2 separate regions of the Homo sapiens genome follow, and region 2 is linked to region 1. A link is a loop called in an ENCODE intact Hi-C map of the cell type or tissue named here. Cell type or tissue: psoas muscle. All regions are shown on one strand. Each heading gives the region's core, and the rest is flanking DNA. Links, peaks and the distances in the headings are about the cores only.

What was found. A loop is a pair of places that touch in the nucleus more often than their neighbours do. Peaks named below come from ENCODE experiments on the same cell type or tissue, not always from the same donor. Only the 100,000 strongest peaks of a DNase experiment are listed, where the experiment ranks them.
Region 2: a loop joins it to region 1, with 4 times the contacts of the local background. A loop is called at or near these places in 1 of 110 quality-filtered maps.

What each region holds. Positions count from the first base shown.
Region 1 is chr1:65,032,979-65,036,843 of GRCh38, reverse strand. It overlaps a transcript of JAK1 not described here. Among named protein-coding and RNA genes, the nearest start is that of MIR3671, 23 kb to the left of the region's middle. In psoas muscle, for the core only: no CTCF peak of the experiment used is centred there; no DNase peak of the experiment used is centred there.
Region 2 is chr1:64,183,800-64,186,299 of GRCh38, reverse strand. No RefSeq gene overlaps it. Among named protein-coding and RNA genes, the nearest start is that of UBE2U, 19 kb to the left of the region's middle. In psoas muscle, for the core only: no CTCF peak of the experiment used is centred there; no DNase peak of the experiment used is centred there; H3K4me3 peaks cover 463 bases; H3K27ac peaks cover 704 bases.

The DNA of each region.
Region 1 (3,865 bases), core at 689-3,188:
CACAGTTTTTATGTCCATGTACTGTAATGATTACATAATAGTCCATTGAATGGACATAGTACAATTTATTATTCCCTAGTTATTGGGCAACTCAGTTCTTTCCAAAGTTTCATTATTATAAAGAGCAATGCTCCAGATATTTTTGCATACACAGCTCTTCTTTACTCTTGAAATACTTTGTAGAATAATTAGAACTCACTTGGTTGCAAATTGCAAAGCTCATTGGAGTAGCCTAAGTGAAAGCAGTTATGTTAATAAGCACATAGGGCAGTCACGAAGATACAATGTGCAAGACACATAGAAATTGGAAAGTTGTCAGACAATCCCCCTCACCCTTCTCTGGTCTCTTATTTCCTTCAGACTTTTGCTGCCCATACCTTGTTCCCTGCTCCCTTATAACTTTGGCCTGCACGGGGACTTTCACTGTGTTGCCCAGGCTGGAGTGCAGTGGCTTTATCATAGTTCACTGCAGCCTCAAACTCCTGGGCTCAAGTGACTCTCCCACCTTAGCCTCTCAAGCAGCTAGGACTACAGATGTGTACCGCTATTCCTGGGTAAGTTTTAAACTTTTTTTGTAGGGATGGGGTTTCACTATTTTGCCCAGGCTGGTCTCAAACTCCTGGACTCAAGCAATCTTCCCACCTTAGTCAAGGTACACTACTTTCACGTGTACAATTCAGTGACATTAAATACATACATGTTGTTGTGCGACCATCACACTATCCATCCCAATAACTTTTTCATCATCCCAAACTGTCACTCTTTTCTTTTCTTTTTTTTGAGAGAGAGTCTCTGTCACCCAGGCTGGAGTACAGTGGCACAATCTCGGCTCACTGCAACTTCTACCTCCCGGGTTCAAGTGATTCTTCTGCCTCAGCCTCCTGAGTAGCTGGGACTACAGGCGTGCGCTACCACACCCGGATAATTTTTTGTATTTTCAGTAGAGATGGGGTTTCACCATGTTGGCCAGGCTGGTCTCGAGCTTGTGACCTCATGATCCGCCCGCCTCGGCCTCCCAAAGTGCTGGGATTACAGGCGTGAACCACCGCGTCCGGCCAGCTCTTTTCTTTTAGTTATGTTGCTATGATTATTTCAGATGTGCTTCCTGGGTCTGTCCTTTGGAATGTGTGATAGGGACACTCCCCAAAGAAGGGAACAGGGTGGGTAGGCACTCCAAGTGTCTATAGAAAATATCACACTTCTACAGTTTTTTAAACTTTAGAGAACACTCTCATACATTATTTTATGCAGACGTCTCAAGGAAGGACTTGTTGAAGTAGGAAGTGTTTATCCTTATTTTACAGGAGAGTAGAATGAAGTTGAGAAAATCTGATTTGCTCAACGTTTCCCAGTTTACTTCTAGAGTCAGCACTGAAGGTCAAGTCTCCTCAACTCCAAGTTCATACCTTTTCCATGACATCTCACGGATGCGTTTCCTCAGCTAAACTTTATACTCACTTGCTTATAGTTCCTACTACACATTCTATATCAGATTATGAGAAGGAAGAGAAGAATTCTCTGACTAGAACTCATGGATGGGCTCTGTCTAGAAACTACAGGTCACAAGAAGCTGGTTTAGCTTGCCAGTTTCTATTCTGGTATGTAGGAAAAGCAATAATGAACTCTATTGTACAATGTGATGATTCTGTGAAACCACATGAAAGGGTGGGTTAATGACCTCTTAATCTTTACCTCGAGAAAATCCTGAAGTATTTTCTGGAAACAAATGGCATTACTAAGAGAATTTATTTATTATTTATTTATTTATTTATTTATTTATTTATTTTGAGATGGAGTTTCACTCTTGTTGCCCAAGCTGGAGTGCAATGGTGCGATCTCAGCTCACTGCAACCTCCGCCTCCCAGGTTCAAACAATTCTCTTGCCTCAGCCTCCTGAGTAGCTGGGATTACAGGCGCACACCGCCATGCCTGGCTAATTTTTTGTATTTTTAGTAGAAACAAGGTTTCACCATGTTAGCCAGGCTGGTCTTGAACTCCTGACCTCAAGTGATCCGCCCGCCTTGGCCTCGCAAAGTGCTGGGATTACAGGCATGAGCCACCATGCCCAGCCACTAAGAGAATTTTTTAAATGAGATAGAGAAGAAAAAGATACCATGAGAAACAAAACAGTGAATTTCAGCTGGTGTTTCATGGTTTGTATGGAGAAACATATTTTGTCTGATTGGCTTGATTACTTTTTTTTAAGTGAAAAACAACTTTGCCATAATTCTTCATTTTATAGAGAAACCACAGGAAGAAAGCTTGTGTGGACTCAAGCTACCCTGTAGTACCTTTCTAACAACTAGATTAATGTTTGCCATTAGAAAATCTTTCCATTAAATTAATGGCTACCTTTTTGGATTAGACACTCACCTTCCATTTGGCACTCAGAGTCATTTCCTTGTCACTTGTTCCAAAAGAAAATCACTTAGGATAACTGAAGACCTTAGGGTAATGAGCTTTTATTAAGTCTGTCCTGATCCTTCCTTTTGTACAAAATTTATGAATTCTCCTTGCTCTTCCATATCAAGTCGTGTATCTTCTCTTTGGCTTTCAGCCTGATCCCACCCCATCTGTGCCATCCTGATCTCACCCTATTTATATGCCATCCCGTTTTCCTCAACTCTTCAATACCAGTTATGTTAATTTCCTTGTAGTTATCAAATACGTTATATTCAGCCAATCTTTATGTCTCTACCCACGTTGTACTTACCTTTCCTTTTATCCATGTGGAATACCTTTCCCCTTTACCCATCCTGAATAGTAAAATCCTACTTATTCTCTAAGGCTTTTGATCCACATCAATTTCTTATTTCTGTGAGTTTGTATAGCTTATAAATTACTATTATCATTTATTAAGCATATTTTGAGTGCCAGGCACATTATGTCTACTCCTTATTACAATTACACAAGGTAATTATTATCATCTTCATTTCATGAAAAGGGAAACAGAAGTTTAGAAATGTTATATAATTTGCCCAAAATCACACACTCTAAATTGCTAAGCTGAGGAGTGAACTGCAGGAGTGATGGATTCTAAAGCTCTTACTCTGTCTACCTATACTTTCTCTTACACTACATACTATACGGAAGTGTTTCCTTTTTTTTTTTTTTTTTTGGTACTACGGGAGTCTCACAATGTTACCTGGGCTGATCTCAAACTCCTGGCCTCAAGCAGTCCTCCTGCCTCGGCCTCCCAAAGCACTGGGATTACAGGCATGAGCCAGTTCACCCAAATGGGCAATGTTTTCTAATTATTTTGTGTGCATTAGTCTCTGCTGAATTTGTTCATGAAATCAGATACTATATAATTTAAGAGTTGTATTCAGTCACTAGTTCTGGAGATACAGGAGTTGAGGCCAGGTGTGGTGGCTTATACCTGTAATTCCAGCCCCTTGAGAGGCCAAGGTGGGAGGATTGCTTGAGGTTGGGAGTTTGAAACCATCCTGGGCAACATACCGAGACTCCATTTCTACAAAAATAAAAAAATTTTAAAATTTTATTGTTTAAAAAAAATTTATTATTTTATTATTATGTTGGGCACACACCTGTCATTCTAGCTCCCAGGAGGCTGAGCTGGGATGATCGCTTGACCCCAGGAGTTAGAGGCTGCAGTGAGAGCGCAAGAGTGACAGCACAAGAGTCTGTCTCTAAAATCCAAAAACAGGAACATAGCCTCTTTTTGCTATTTCCTCTGCCATCCCCAGGGTGGGGGCCTTTTCCTTGTGTTAACCAGATGGCTTCTGGAAGTCCAGCCTTCATATTTCTGTTCCAGGCAAGAAGGAGGAAAGGATTAAGGGTAAAGGGTAGGTTTCCCAGCCAAATTTTAAAGACTTTTTCTGGAAGTCTCGCTAATAGCTCATTG
Region 2 (2,500 bases), core at 1-2,500, 850 kb after region 1:
GACCTGGAGACAGGGCCACTGCAGCAGACCAACTCTGCTGATAGACATGAGTGAGAAATAATCATTTGCTCTTGAAAGGCAAGCCACTGAGATTTTGGAGTTATTGCTGCAGCCAAGCTGACCAATACAATCAACATTGGCCAATTTGGAATTGATCTGTTTGAAATCGATCAGTTAAAGTCAATTCCAGTGAACTCTGGAATGAAAAATAAGTCCTAAACTGTCATTTTGTCTGAATATTAGTTTTAGTCTGATTAGACTGACTCTTGGTAAACTACCTAGGTTATGCCATTAGGGAGTTTCAGTCCCTTTTAAGTGATTTTAATGCATGTAGACCCAAAAGAAGCCTTTCAGGGAATTGTGTTAAAATAGGCCCAAATGATAACTAGACTAATTTTTTTCTAATGCCCAAGGATTGCAGTAGGTAAGGAGCACCTGCCATAGGATAAGGTCTGTCCTGGACCTATTTCTGATGCAAGGTCCGTATGCCCGTACGGTTGGGCAGAGCTTAAGCATTAATCTATGGCTTTGTGTAGGTAGTTCTGTTGTTTTGTGTGTGTTTGGATTTACAATTGGGAGCACAAGTCCATGAAGATTGACATTTAAAACTGCTTTCCTTCAAATTGAATATTCTCTGAATTATCTTTATTTCAGGATGTCAAGATACTGTCCTTTTTCAAAGTGTAAGTAACGTCCCATCTAATTTTAAAGAGGGGCCTTTCTCTTAAGCATTATTAGATAAGAATTCAGTTCAGTAACACACAGCATAATGACATTCCAGTCAACAACAGGCCACATTTAAAACGGTAGTCCCAAAAGATACTAATGGAGCTGAAAAATTCCTATCACCTAGTGATGTCATGGCCATCGTAACATTGTGAGTGCAATGCATTACTCACATTTGTGGTGATGCTGGTATAAACAAAAGTACTGTGCTGCCAGTCGCATAAAAGTATAGCACATACAATTATGTATAGTACATAATACTTGATAATAATAAACAAGTGTTAGTGGCTTATGTACTTGCTGTACTATACTTTTGATTGTTATTTTAGATTGTACTCCTTCTACTTATTAAAAACAAAAAGTTAACTGTAAACAGCCTCAGGCAGATCCCTCAGGAGGAATTCCGGAAGAAGGCACTGTTAAAGGAGATGACAGCTCCATGTGTACTATCGTCCTTGAAGATCTTCCAGTGGGACAAGATGTGGGGGTGGAAGACAGCGATACTGATGATCCTAATCCTGTGTAGGCCTAGGCTAGTGTCTGTTTGTATCTCAGTATTTTTTTTTTTTTTTTTTTTGAGACGGAGTCTCGCTCTTTTGCTCAGGCCAGAGTGCAGTGGCGCTATCTCGGCTCACTGCAAGCTCCGCCTCCCGGGTTCATGCCATTCTCCTGCCTCAGCCTCCCGAGTAGCTGGGACTACAGGCGTCCGCCACCACACCTGGCTAATTTTTTTGTATTTTTAGTAGAGACGGGGTTTCACCGTGTTAGCCAGGATGGTCTCAATCTCCTGACCTCATGATCCGCCGGCCTCGGCCTCCCAAAGTGCTGGGATTACAGGTGTGAGCCACTGCGCCTGGCCTTGTATCTCAGTTTTTAACAAAGAAGTTTAAAAAGTAAATTAAAAAAACTAAAAATAGAAAAAAGCTTATAAAGATATAAAAAATATTTTTGTGCAGCTGTACATGTTTGAAGCTAAGTGTTATTACAAGAGTCAAAAAGTTAAAATAAAAAGTTCATAAATCAAAAGGTTAATTTATGATTGAAGAATTTTTAAATAAATTTAGTGTAGTTTAAGTGTACAGTGTTTATAAAGTCTACAGTAGTGTACAATACCCACCACTCACTCACTGACTCACCCAGAGCAACTTCCAGTTTTACAAGCTCCATTCATGATAAGTGCTTAGATTCACAAATACTTGCCATTGTATTACAGTTGCCTACAGTATTCAGTACTGTAACATGCTGTACAGGTTTGTAGCTTGGGAGCAGTATGCCATACTCTATGTAGCCTAGGTTTGTAGCAGTCTGTACTGTGTGTGTAATTGTACACCATAATGTTTGCACCGTGACGAAATCACCTAAGGACATTTCTCAGAATGTATCCCCTTCGTTAAGTAATGCATGACTGTATTTACTAACATAGTCATTTGGTAAGGTATCTTGCCAATCCCGGTCAGCAAATGTTATGGTACTCATTTGTGAGTAAGCAATTCATACGTGCTTAAGATTCAACTAGTCATAAATATGTCAGCAGACCTTCTCCCTCTATATGTCTATATTTTTAAGCCTTCCCAGCCTAATTTCCCAGAGGATTACATTGACCTTGAGTGCTTTGATGGTTTGTAAGACTCTCCTTTTCTTGAGCTAACAGCGTCCTATTACCATTGGCATTTACGGTAACAAACTTCAATGCAGTCATATTTTGGCTGCAAAAACCCTTTCTTGTGTGTGCTCCCTTGTTCTTTCTCCGCTAATCTGGCACTTCCTCTTTAGC